Regions from separate parts of the Homo sapiens genome. Here region 1 is linked to region 2. A link is a contact called in ENCODE Hi-C or POLR2A ChIA-PET data. All regions are on one chromosome and are shown on one strand. Each heading gives the region's core, a stretch centred on a gene start or an enhancer-like site at or near the end of the contact. The rest is flanking DNA. Distances are from core to core; before and after follow the strand shown.

Region 1 (7,105 bases), core at 4,543-7,042, 1.7 Mb before region 2:
CTTCCTTTTTTTTAAATTATTTTTTTCAATTTTTCCTTAATAAACATGTATTATTTTTATAATGAAAAAACAAAACTACATCCTTTTTCTTAAAAGTTCTTTAACCCAGCATGAAGTGATGTCCCAATTGTTAAGATCTGTGAGTCCACAATAAATTTTGTACACTGTTCCTCAATTTTTAGAATTTAAGAGTCCCAAGATATATTATATGATGAAAGAGCACCAAATGATGGACATTTGATTTCCACTGGTTGAGAACTCCTTGTTCTTACATAGCCTAGACACCCTGCAGGATGAGCATGGCAGGTCACACCCAGGCAGGCATAAGCACAGCCCTGTCCTTACCGTTAAGCGTCTCCATGGCACGTTCTGGACACACAGCTGACTCCTCCGGCCCCACACACCAGTACATGCTGGGGGGTCTTTGCGACATGCCAGCCATCAACCCTTGCAGCAGCCGATCTTCAAAGGCAGGTCCCGCTGTTGTCACTGCCACTGCCGCTGGCTGTGGGGTGCATTAAGGCGTGGACTCGTAGCCATGGCTGAGCAGAAAGCTTTCTTGCTCTGGTGGCGAAAAACAATCAAAACAGAAAGCCTTTATAATTCCTGTCCTCCTCCCCTGCAAATATTTGCATGGGTTCATTTAGTTTTCCCTCTGCAACATTCCTTTTTGTAGTCCATCTATCCAGCCAAACCCATCAGGTGTGGTCAGTGGGAAGGCACAGCTCCCCCCATCCCATCTTGATGCGGGGCTCAGGTATTGTCTACCTGAGAAGAGTCTCAAACAAACCCCAGACAATTGGAAAACACATACTGGTAACAGCTTCAATCATTGTTCAGTCAACGCACACCTACTGTCACATGCAAGGTAGCCAGGCTCTGTGTGAGGCTCAGTGGCACCAAGATGGCTCAAGGAGGCTCTTGCCCTCAGGGGCACACTCCAGTGGGGGTAGGGCAGACATAGTTAAGGTTAGTCACGATACAAGGCTCTCCTTTTGCCCGGGGCCAGTTCTTCTGGAAGCCAGAGGTGAGCACGTCATCCCAAGGGGGTGGTCAGGCAACAGTTCCAAAGACATGGAATTATTACTGGTTATGAAGTCAAGTTAGCATGAGCTTTAGCAGAAAGCTAAATGACGGAGGTTAGCAGACATGAGCCTCAAAAATTCTGCCCCTTTCCCAGGGGACATTTGGCAATGTCTGGAGACATTTTTGGTTGCCACAACTTGGCTGGGGGAGAGTGCTACAGGCCTCTAATGGGTAGAGGTCAATGATGCTGCTAAACATCCTACAATGTACAGGACTGCTATTTGCAACAAAGAATTATCTGGCCCCAAAAGTTCCAGGGTGGAGTTAGACTAATCTCTGAAACTAATGACTATGATAAACTGAGACCAAGTGCTGCTCTTCTATGCTGGGCCCCCACTGAGCTTAGAGTCCCCCCATGGGCATAAGTGCCCATCCTGGTATGGTGATTGAAGGACCAGAGGGAGGGTAAGACCCATGCCTAGCTCAGGCCTGACATGAGGTACTACCATAAGTAATGCATGTGCGCCTATCCTTGTTCTTATAGCATATCCTACATGTGATGAAGTACGAGGTAATTAGCACCTCTTGTCTGTGTTCTCTCAGATAGACAACTCTGAAATGGGGAGTGATAGTGCAGCCAAAAATATATTTTTTAAATCAAGGTTATATAAAAATAATGCCTAAGAGAATCTGTACAGGCAAAAGCATAGCGTGGACGTTAAAGGTGTGGACTGCCTGTGTCACATGTTCGCAGTGTGACTCCCAGCTGAAAGGTATGTGTGTCTCAGTTTTCACCTGTTAAAAATAGACATCCACCCTTATGCCCGGGCCTGCTAGTGGGGTTACTGTGTGAATTCAACCAAAGTGAAGTTTCTGCAGCCTCTCTCTACGACAGGGCTGGGGTGGTCATTACCTGTAGTACCAGCGCACAGACTTGGAGGCCAGCGGGTCTCCCACTTCCCTGCTAATTAATAAGATCAGAATATCAATGCTGGAGGGCAGATGCCAGCCTCACCAGCGGGTAGGTTCTAGAAGATGCCGTGAGCAGTAGGGGCACGAAGTAAGGTACAGGACAAGGCTGTGGGAATTTCTCACCTAAAAGCCTAGAACTCAGGCACCTGGCCCAGGTGGACTGGACTCGTCAAGGCAGGGAAAGGTGGAGCTAGAAAAGCCAGGCTCCAGCAGCCTTGTGCAAGCTGCACATGTTTCAGAGGCAAAAGGGATGGTCGACACAAACCACGTGTGGGAAACACCTGTGTTTGAAGTTGGGAAGCCTGAAAAGTCGAAGGAGGAAAGGAAAAACGATCAATCTGGGCAAAATTTAGGGGATGATGAAAGCCTTATAAATAGCAAAACCTGATTTGGAAAATCAACTTGTGACAGAGAGAGGAAGAGCCAGCAAGACAGAATCTGTTTTAAAATAAACGTTCCGATCACACATTCACATCCAGAAACTGAGAAGCACAGTTGCCATCTGCTTTCAGACACCTCTCCAAAACAGCTACCGCACATAACCAACAGCATTTCAAAAATCCAAACGCTAGACATTCTTCCTGAAAACAGAAGTGTCTTACCATACAATGTTTTTAAGTTCTAAAAAAAAAAAAATCTTAAAATTATTTCAGGCTAACCCTCACCCAGCACATTTTGTTCCCCTTTTCATTTTCAGTTTCCTTTTGAAAATCACTTTACCAGTGGAAGACTCTGCCCCTGGAGCAGTTTTAAAATTCTAGTTACTATTTTGGCTTATATTCTAAGGTAGAAGTTTTAAGATGAGGTAATTCAAATTTTGCTCAATCTTTGCCCTCAAACGGATCTTTGCTTCCTCCTGCTTCTTTTGGGTCCAGAGAGGTGCCAACAAGTGATGATTACAAGTTACATGTCTTCATTATACACCCTAAAGAGGGCATCAAGAGGTTTTCAGCAGTAATGATGGTTTAAATGATTTTTCAAAACCTCATCAATTTCCTTTTGCCAACTATTTATACCTGCATTAATGAATAAACCTAAACATTTAATGGAAAAGAAAATAGATGGGTGCGGTGGTTCACGCTTGTAATCCCAGCTCTTTGGGAGGCCGAGGAGAGTGGATCACTTGAGGTCAGGAGTTCGAGATCACCCTGGCCAATATGGTAAAAACCCATCTCTACTAAAATTACAAAAATTAGCTGGGCATGCTGGTGGGCGCCTGTAATCCCAGCTACTTGGGAGGCCGAGGCATGAGAATCACTTAAACTGGGGGAGGTGGAGGTTGCAGTGAGCCAAGATTGCACCACTGCACTCCAACCTGGGTGACAGAGCAAGACTCTAGAGAAAAGAAAAGAGAAGAACCTGTCATTCATTCTACAAATGTCTTATTGAGTTCTTTCTATGAAGAGGGAACTTCATGAGTTTGTGAAGCTGGTGGGGGAGCAGACAGCTAAGTAATTGCTATAAAGCTTCTGACAGCAGAGAAGCCCAGATATTTTAGGAGGCTTGGGAAGGACTGTCGATATCAGTTAGAAGTTAGAAGTCCCTTGCAAGCAAAGCATGCTAGACATGCTCATTCATATCACCTAGTTCCTTTTTGAAACAAAATCCTGGTCAAAATGGTTAGCCCATGATTCTAGAAATCTCTTGAGTGCTATTTGCATCCCTTACTAGCATTGGCTTTTGCCTATAAAATGTGTTTAATGGGTTTGGGGGCATCCAAATATCTTGGAGCTGCAGGCCAGAGAAATATGTTGTTCTCAATCCCAGATGAGCCCAAAAAGGGTGGAGGAGAGAAATGCTCCATGAGTCTGAAACCACAGGTAAGTTAGGGTTGTCCATTCCCCATCCAGTCACTCTACCACCATGCACGGGGTATCTCCCTGTACAGTTATGGGAATGAGGGCACAGCAATAAGCAAGACAGATCAGTCTCTGACCCCAAGAGCTCCAGTGGAGACCACAAGATAATTAAGGAGAAATTAAACAGATAAAGAAGGAGTACAGAATGGGGACTGCAGGGAGGCTGCAGAGTGAGGGATGTGAGAGGGAGCGTGGGTTTTCAGAGGGTGACCAGGGAAGACTTTCTGAGGCTGTGTGAAGAGTCAGGAGGCAGCAGTGCAGGGGACCAGTGCTGGACAGCAAGCTCAGCCAGTGTGGCCTGGGGCAATGGCCTGGTGGTCCGAGACAGCAGAGGCTGGATCAGCTGGGGGTGTGAGGAGAAGGAGGTCTCCTGGATTGCGTGCCAGTTGCAAGGAGAAGCTACTGAAGGACTCCATAAAGAGGACTGATATGGTCTGATTTACCCATTTAAACACACAGACACACACAGACGCACGCTGCTATATAGAGAATGGAGGAAGGGGGAACTGAAATCCTACAGTAAAGAGATGCTGGTACCCTGGACAAGGGGCAGGGTGGGGGGTGGGGGCATAAGAAAAAGGGGACAGATCAGGACACATTTTAGACATAGATTCAACAGACTGAATGTTTTTTATCTGAGGATCCGAGTTGACTGCGAGGTCACTGCCAGAGACATCGACTTTTGGGAGAGGGAAAGGTTTGGCTGACCGCAAAACCTCCTTTAGGAACAAATTAGGTGTGAGGTTAGTTTGTTATATTATTTTCTCTTTCAGGACATAGGCAAAGATGAAGAGAATCAAATCATAAAAGGCGTTTAATGTTAACATTTTCCAAAATTGTGCATGTTCTAGCTATCCCTTTAATGTCTGGGCATTTTGATACCCTGTGAGTGGCTGGCAAACTCTATCATTAGTGTACACGGTGAGAGGTTTGCTGAAAGCTATATGCCCCCGTTTCTCTACCTGTTGCAGGGGAAGTGTTCGTGGGAGAAAAACTTCGCGGCCTCATACTGTGAAGGGGTAGGTTGAGATGGCCACGGGGGTTCTCAGATTCTCCACCAGCGTCTCCTCGCTGACCCCGGCCTTCCTAGGCTTCCTTCCCGCGTCCCTGCCTGCCAGGAAGGTCCCCTGTAGCTTGCAGAGACCATGGTAGACAGAGCAGTTGTATCTGCGCCAGCCAGAGACCACCTGGGCAAGAAGCGTGACCCAGACATCGAGGAGGGTGAAGCCTCGCTGGGCCGCCCCGCAACCCCAGGAAGCCCCGGACCAGCGAGAGGCTCCCGGGCGGTCTCTTGCCGACACCCCGGCACGGGCTCACCCGCGCGCTCACACTCCGCCCGCTCCCCGCTAAGGGACTGGGTTCGCTCCAAAGGCAGAGGAAACCTATGGGCTCCCCGGCTCGTGTCTCCCGACTCGTGTCTCTTGCCTCCGCTTCCCAGCTTTCCCGACCCTGCCCGGACGGGGTTTCGGGGTTCCCTGCTCGGGCCCCGCGCGCTCCCCTCCCACAGGCTGGCTGGGCTCCGGGCGCGGCGGGAGGCAGCGGGGACGTGAGACCGGGGTCGCCCCACACGCCCTCCGCGCCCCTCGGGCCGCGGCCCCTGCGCAACGGCCCCCCGTGCCCGACCACGCGGCCGCCCGGAGCGCAGGGGCCCGCGGGCAGGCAGAGGCCGAGGCTCCCCGCGGGCGCCGGGCGCGGGCTCTGGGTTCCCCGGGCGGGGCCGGGAGGCAGCCAGGCCGCCGGGGGGCGCCGGCAGGAGCGGCGCTTACCTGAGGCGGCGGCGGGGCCGGGTGCGGGCGCTCCGGGACGCGGGGCCGGGCGGACACACTGGCGGGGCCGGGGCCTGGCCGTCCCACCGCCGTCTGCCCCCCGCGCCGGGGCCGGGCCCAGACGCACTTCCTCAATCCTGAGGCGGGCGGGCGGGGAGGGCGGCGCGAAGAGCGCGCAGAGCAAGGCCGCCGCCAGCTCTCCCAGGAACCGTCGCGAGGCGTCCCCTCGGCGGCCGCCTCAGTTTCCCTGGCCGTAAAACGCGGGCGATGGCGCTCGATGCCCCGGGAGACGCCGGGGTCCGCGGGCCCTTCCGGCACCGGGTCCTCCTTCAGGTTCGGGCACCCGGCTGCCTCCACGCGGGGCGAGCGCGGCGATGGGATCGGTCCGTGCTGCGCTCAGCCCCGCTTTCGCTATCCCTCTGCTCCAGGGGCAGCAAAATCAGCAGATGAGCCCCCAGCGCGCCTGCGGCCCACACACTGCGGCCGTAACAGTTAAACAGACGGGGAACATTCATGTGCGTAGAGCTCTTCACGGGGCGATACAGAAATGTGTCGTTCTAAAGCGTTAACGACCTGCAATTTGCATATCCTCCAACACATGGATTTTACTGATTCAATTATGGATGTGTGCAAAGAATCTGCTGCTCGGTGAGTCATTGTTAATTGTCGGCTTTGGGGGGAATACATAAAACGTGGAATATTGGCAATTTATCGTGTTTCGACCTTTTATAAAGGCGTCACCAGGCTGCTGAGGCTAATACAGAAACGCAGACCATAAAAAAGATCTGCGTCCACGCTGCAGGCGGGCCTCACGCTGAGCTCCCCGTGTCGACCCGGGGACAAAGCCTGCTCAGGAAGAGCAGAGGGTTCCACGCCCTGCAGGACCAGCGCCCTGGGCCCCTCTCCTGGAAAGTTATGACTCGCACGTTCCCAGGATTTAGCGCACATCTCCCCCACCCTCACTGCCATTTCACAGAACCGGGGCAGCCGCAGGGCTCCTGCAGGACCTCCCGGACGCCGCGGGGCCGTGTTCCCTTGAGCGGCTTCTTGGGTCCCTGGTTGGAGAGGGGACCACCGAGCAGCTTCGCTCTGCTCCTGGGAGGCTACTTCTGCCACTGGACGACTTTCCAAAAGGGTGAGCGCAGTTCTGCAATCCTGTTCTCACCCCTGAGGGCCTCACACCAGTTTGCAGGAGCCAGCAGTGTGATTGCCACCGACAAGTTCCCAACAATTTGCAGGGCGTGGTGTCCTCAGTGCTGAGAGAGCCCCGCGACGGCGGTGCAGCTCCTCCAGGGCGCGCAGCCCCGCCACCTGGCGCCACCGCGAGGGAGCGCAGGCCCAGGGCCCGGGCAGACGCTGGAGGGGACGCGGCAGGTGAAGATGGGGCACCTCCACTTCCCTTCTAAAGGAGCCTGGGAATAGGCTAGGAAATGTCCCCACTGTAGAAGACAGCAGGAACATCTGACACGCGGATAACCTGTG
Region 2 (6,756 bases), core at 1,427-3,926:
GGAAGTAGACTACAAATAACATCAATGATTCTGTGTAGAAAGTGAAACTTCATAGGTAATTATTCACTGAACTAGGAAACTGTTAGCAGTTTAGATGTCTCACAACCATCTCAAACTTAACACATTCAAAGAGCTTTCCATTTTCATCATCAATCCGAATCTCCACAGTTTTTCCCATCTCAGTAAATGGCTCACCCCTCCATCCACCCAGTGGCTCAAGCCGGAGAAGCAGGAAGTCATGAATGATTCCATCCTTTCATATTCTGACCACCTCCAATCTATCACAAGGCTAGTGGCCTCTATCTCCCAAATACATCTCAAATCCATCCAAATCTCTCCATCTGCCAAAACCACAAGCCACAGTCATCTCCTGCCTGGCCAACAGTATTACCAGTCTCCCTGTGTCCACTCTAGTCACTTCCAACACATTAATCCCAGCAATGGGCCTTTAAAAATGTACATCCAATTACATCTCACTCTTTTCGGTACACATCTTACTAAATAAACCCTTCAGAAACTTCTTACTTAGAAAATCAACTCATACTAGGCCTTGAGGGTGCCTCACCATCTGCCCCCACCCACTTCTCCAGCAACTCTGCTTGGCTTCTCACCAAGCTTCTGGGCTTTTCCAATCCTCAAAGCTACTAAACCCCTAACAGCACTTGCTGGTCTCCTCTTAGCCTAGAAAGCAATGTCCCATCATTCTCCAGATTTCAACATAAAAATTACTTCCTGAGACCGGGCGCAGTGGCTCACGCCTGTAATCCTAGCACTTTGGGAGGCCGAGGAGGGTGGATCACCTGAGGTGAGGAGTTCGAGACCAGCCTGGCCAACTTGGCGAAACCCCATCTCTACTAAAAATACAAAAATTAGCTGGGTTTGGTGGCGGGCGCCTGTAATCCCAGCTACTCGGGAGACTGAGGCAGGAGAATCTCTTGAAACCGGGAGGCGGAGCTTGCAGTAAACCGAGATCGCACCACTGCACTCCAACCTGAGCGACAGAGCGAGACTCAGTCTTAAAAAAAAAAAAATCACTTCCCTATCCCAAAGTAATTCCCCTGGTGTTCTTTCAGAGGAACTTGGCTGTTTGTTTTTTCTTCGTAGGACTCCTCACAATTTGTCACTTAAATATTTATCGTTGCATCTGTCTATTGTCAATAAAGCCAAAAAGCCTGTAAATAAACCCTTCCGAAACTTATTTAGAAATCCTGAGGGCAGGGACTGCGTTGTTTTCTTCACGCTTGCATACCTGCATCTAGCACAGTAACTAAAAGTAACCCTTCCTAAAACCTAGGTGATGGGTTGACAGGTGCAGCAAATCACCATGGCACACGTTTACCTATGTAACAAACCGGCATATTCTGCACATGTATCCAGGGACTTAAAATTTTAAAGTAGGCCTTCTAATATCTGATGACATGTGGAAGAACATTGCAAGGTTGATTTTTCATCCAACTATGTCAAGACCACGGATAGAGCCTATAAGCTTGCTACATGCCACAAGGATGTCTAATCTTTACAACCATGCACTGCAATAGACATTATGTAGCCCGTTTTGTAGAGGAGGAAACTGAGTTTCTCAGAGGGTAACATGCCATAGTTCCATCGCAGGTGGACTGACTACAAAGCGTGTGCACCGCCGCCCTATAATGCAAAACCACACTCACTGAAGGAAGATTCAATAAGACAGTCCCTGTAACCTGACGGCTTTCCTTCTGAATGTTCTGGCTGGGATTGGCTGCCTCAAAAACACCATTACACTCTGTTAAAATTGCTACAAAGGCTGTTTGGGAGATAAAATCTAAACAAATGAAATCCTAAAACTGCCAATAATAGCAATAAAGCATCAACAATGCTCACAGTTTTGCAGTATGCATTCACGGGCCATACACAGCCTTTAACAAGGTAATTTTCTTACCCCATTTCACTTGACTACATCTTACCTAGTTAAGCAAACTACCTCTTGTATAGTTATACTACCTCTTATGTAGTTAAGGCAAATAGTATTACTTAATATCAGCTGTATACAGCTGCACTTACACACGAGCTTTCTGACAGGTGAACACCAATCTATCTTATTATTAAAAACAAAACAAAAAAATCAAAAACCTCTCAACAAAATTCCACACATATTAAGGAGTATTTTGAAAGGAAGGAGTCCCTTATACTGACCTCCCCGTACTCAATTTAGTAGAATACGCATTCCAATTTCCTAACGCTGGAGATTAGAGAACTATAAGCTACATATTAAAAGCATTTGTAAAAGGCTATTTTCTCAGCTGTGGTAACAAACACTGGCAGAGTCTTAGGCAAAACACACGCCGTTTCGCCCGAGTTAGCCAGCCACTGAGATCGTTACAGTTGGGAAGCAGCGAGCCCAGCAGCAGGGATTTCACGGACCCGGTATCAGGGTTCTCGGGTCCCAGGGGCCGCGGGCCGCAGAGTGGGAGGAGGACCCGGCAGCTGTGGCCACCCGAGGCCCGGACGGCTCCGCTGTCCCACTCGCCGCGACCCGGACGCTTTGGCAGGACCACGTCTGGGGCGTCCCCGCCGGGGGGCCGGGTCAGAGAGCCTCGCCACTTGAATCACCCGACGAGGCGGACAGCTCTACTCACCTCAGCGCCAGCAGAGCCAGCGCTCCGGAGCGCAAGCGGCGCTGGAAGCCAAGCGGGGGACGGCGGGCGGGGCGGGGCAGGGAGCCAGGCGAGGGCGGGGCGGAGCGCCGGGCGTCGGGGGCGGGGCTCCGGGGGTGGAGCGGAACCCGCGCCAGAGGGAGCTGGGGAAGAGGGAGCGGGAGAGGAGCACGGAACCTCGCGATAATCCCCTGTGTTCTCGCGCTTTCACGATAGGCGCGGGAAAATGCTCGTTTGCCAAGCGATCTGTGTATTGGCCGAGAGCGCTACTTCCTCTATGCTGGCCCCGCCCGCGGCTCTACTCTTGCTTCCGGCTCCGGCGTGGGGTTTGATGTCGACGGAGTGGCTTTTGCTTAGCGTCTTGAAGGGGTAATTTAGTCGGCTCCAACTTCGGGAACCGCCAGTTACTGACCTGTTCCTTCATTCATACATTCATTCAGTCACTCGGCTTCTCATTCAGAGCACACGTTGAGGGATTACAACAATGATCCCACGTTGAGCGTTCGTTCTAAGAGCTGTTTATAGATTATCTCGTTGAACCCTTGACAGCAATCCCATGACACAGGGACTAACAGCGCCAGTCTGACCGTTGAAAAACAGGCCAGTGGGTTTATGTAACGAAGCCAACGTTATTTAGCAAGTAGTGAGTCTAAGCACCGGATTTAAGGGGTCACTACGAACTGGTAGATAACAAAGATGAGGAGGACGTAACCTAGTCTCTGCCCTTCAAACACCCAAGGTTTATTTTGAGTAAAGATTGCTAAAAAGGTCAGGAACAATTTAGAGAGTTAAATACAATGACACTTCCTAGCCTGACTGAGTAGGCCGTCAATATGTATTTCTTCAAGACGAAAATTATTATGTCAGCGAAATAGCATGAAAGAGGGCTTTATGCTGTTAAAAATACTTGGAAGCATAGTTCGGAAACATTTTTAAAAGACACTTTTTAAAGTGTCTCATTAATATGACAAATTTCCTTCTGAAATGAAGATTTTAAAGTATAATCCTCTACTACAACCGCTGATATTTTTTGTTCTGTGGAAAGCCTGTCTATGAGTTTGCGAGGCTCCTTGTCAAGGAACTTTAACTTTATAATGAAGTAGTTTTTACAGTTGCTGACTTAATTATTCATAGAGACGAATAACCTAGAAAGCAGAGTTATATTAAATAAAAAACATTGGTTTTAAAACAAGGTATGAGTTATAATAAAAATTATCAGTTATCTATTAAATCTGGTCTTCAAGAGCTATTCAGGTATACAGCATGGTTGGTATATGTCATGTATTTCTAAGATAGTTTCGGAATACCTAAGAATTCGTGGCACTCAGAAATTTTTTGCTGGTCTTAAAATGAGGAAATCCACATTTTGTGTAAAAACAAAGATACGGTGTTTAATGGTCAGCCCAAATAATAAGACTTGCTGCTAATATATGAAGAGTTACACCCCCCAAAAAAGAAAAAAGATTAACAGTAGAACAGTTTTTTGAAAACAATGTTAGCCTCTTAGTTTTCATTTCTTTTTTTTAATGGGGAATACTGTTTTTCAGTGATTAATATCTGATATTTGATCATGAAAAATGAATCATGTTAAAATAACCTTCACCTCCTCCCCACATTGACACAAAAGTTACCAAGTGATTATATTTGATAATACTTTATGACCCCACTCTTGAAGTTCTCACAATTTGTAGAGAATCAATTCGCACGTTTTGTCTCTCTTAAAGGGGAAAAAAATCCTCTAAGCTGGTGATTTCACGTTCTTTGACAAACTTCAATATCAACAGGCAACGATACCACTTTAAGAAAATTCCAAGGAAAAGACCTCATTTTAAAATTCCCACCTCTGGCTCCCAAAGATTGGTTTGCAAACTTCGACAAAATACTCTTCTCCACTCGCTATTGGTGAGTGCTCTATCATTCATTCTTTTGCCTGGAGTTTTGTGAGGTACCCGCTTGCTTTATGGGAAAAGGCTGCTCCGGAACTGCCCTACTTTAGACTTTTTCATGGTTATCAATCTGTACAAAGAATCACCAAACTGATAAAGCAGGAACCAGAGGGCAAATCACGCTGCCAAGACAACTGTGTAATTCGCTCGAAAAAGAAACGGTGAGCCTCTCCAGCAGACTGGGTAAACTGGCAAGGGATTTTACGACATAGTTGGAGATTGGAGAGTTACAGAAACTTTTCCGGTTTTTTACAAGTTTTAAAGGAGTGATTGAGTGTCAAAGGAAAAGCAGAGAAAATACAGGCACAATTTAAAGACAGCAGGAAGAAGAGTGTTCAGAGAGCATTTTTCTCTTTAGGGTGAAGTTTGAAAGCATCATGCCCAGATTATCAGTGGATTTTTGAAAGGTAAAGGAGGCAAGATAATAAGATTAACTATAGATCATTTTCTACTTTAAGAAACTGTGCTTCGTTATTGTTGCTTAAGTGTGGATTTAGAAGGACATTTAGTAATATTGTAATTTTTATATGGATATTTTTGTTTATATATTGTCATACCTGGCATAATAGATAATATATCTATTAAAAGATATAGGAGAAAATAGAGTTGCTTGAACCCAAATTTTGTGTATATTTGTGGATTAGGGATTCCAGGGACAGATCTGCTAATGGCTGAACAAAACATACTACAGATACCTGAAGCAGAATCAGCATGTAAGGGTAAATTCTCAAAAAAATCCAGCAATCATATTTCAAAAATGACATTTTTAATTAAAACAAATACAAAAGAATTTATCAAGGAAACGTTGATGAACATGACTATTTCTTAAGTTGCCTGTGTTAATCCATATAGGGGAATATAAAGTAATAAAATCCAGCCCCTCAAGAGCAGGGACAAATGAGGCTCAGAACATTTAAACTAAAACTTCTGAACAGTTCTTAATGCCCGGATGACTGTTGTAGAGCACAGGTGCTTCAGGAGCTCAGCTCAATGTGAGATGAATTATTCAGAGAAGGCTTCACAGTATGGGTAAGACTCAATTTGGGCCTGAGCAATGGGCAGAATTTCAGAGAGAAAAATAAGGGAAGTGGCATCCCTACTAGTGAGTGAGTTGTTAGCAAATACATGCAGCCTGAGGAAGAGTTGGTTCTGACTGCGGCAGAAGGTTCATTTGGAAACTTTGGTTACAAATTTTAAAAAGCAGCATGAGAAATATAAAGAGCCGGAATTCCCAAAATCAGGGGTTTGGGTCCTGTGTTTGGAACAGGAGGCACCCCTTATGAAAGTAATATTTGAAGACAATAAAACTGACAGTGGAATTTAAGATGGCTAGACCAGAGCAGAGACCAGAAGCTAAGGGGCCCCATGCTGTGTAAATACTGGCACACAGGTTAGTAACCATGCTTCTTACCCGAATACATTTACCTTATCATTGTTGAATAATATAAATTTTGATGCACTTCTTTGTAGTCTTCGAAAGCATTGAGTTTACTTCTTTAAGATTTTTGGGGACCGCTGCCACACTGTCTTGGGGAGTCATGGTTGCCCCGTCTTTATAAAAGTCTTGTCATAATATGTATAAAAACCAGAATTACACATAAAACTGCGTTGTGGTTTCATAGCTATTTTTAACAGCTTTAATGAAGTATAATTTATATATTATAAAGTTCATTTGTCTTAAGGATATAACTCAATGATTGTTTTAGAAAATCACAACCATCACCACATTCCAATTTTAGAAAATTTTCATCATCCTAGAAAATTTAGAAAATTTTCATCATCCTAGAAAATTTAGAAAATTTTCATCATCCTAGAAAATTTAGAAAATTTTCATCATCCTAAAAAAATACTTTGTGCCCATTTGCAGGCAAGTCCTGGTTTCCTATCCCCAGCCCCAATCACTAAAAAACTTTCTGTCTATAAATTTACCTTTTCTGGGCATGTAAGTGGAATTACACATTATGCGATCCTTTGCATCTAGTTTCTTTTACTTAGCATAATGTTTTTGAGGTTCATCCATGTTGTAGTATGTCTCATTACTTCATTCCTTTTTATTGCTAAGTAATAATCCACATTTTATTTAACAGTACCAATTAACAGACATTTGGATTTCTTCTAGTATTTAAATATAGTGTTTAATTGTACTAATTGTAATTGTATTACAGTAAATACAGTAC

What was found. A loop is a pair of places that touch in the nucleus more often than their neighbours do. ChIA-PET counts read pairs that join two places held with the same protein, here RNA polymerase II (POLR2A). Pooled maps may share reads with other maps.
Region 1: a loop to region 2 is called in a pooled map, with 5 times the contacts of the local background. The contact joins the promoter of ALDH1A3-AS1 here to the promoter of LRRC28 in region 2. A Hi-C loop is called at or near these places in 1 of 168 maps with a recorded cell type or tissue (OCI-LY7), 3 of 37 single-sample maps with no recorded cell type and 5 of 50 pooled maps. POLR2A ChIA-PET finds 5 or more read pairs at or near these places in 1 of 52 experiments (OCI-LY7).

Annotation. Positions count from the first base shown.
Region 1 is chr15:100,917,970-100,925,074 of GRCh38, reverse strand. It overlaps ALDH1A3-AS1 (ALDH1A3 antisense RNA 1), which reads left to right and starts at 5,792. Exons shown (of 2, transcript NR_135827.1): 1 at 5,792-6,271. It overlaps LRRK1 (leucine rich repeat kinase 1), which reads right to left and starts at 5,718. Exons shown (of 34, transcript NM_024652.6): 1 at 5,624-5,718; 2 at 346-564. The coding sequence starts at 442. RefSeq lists enhancers at 1-415, 4,676-5,267, 6,442-6,561, 6,612-6,701, 6,454-7,046 and 2 more and silencers at 5,482-6,071, 6,832-7,051.
Region 2 is chr15:99,247,401-99,254,156 of GRCh38, reverse strand. It overlaps LRRC28 (leucine rich repeat containing 28), which reads right to left and starts at 2,676. Exons shown (of 10, transcript NM_144598.5): 1 at 2,616-2,676. It overlaps TTC23 (tetratricopeptide repeat domain 23), which reads left to right and starts at 4,576. Exons shown (of 14, transcript NM_001288615.3): 1 at 4,576-4,986. RefSeq lists a silencer at 2,362-2,901 and an enhancer at 3,152-3,201.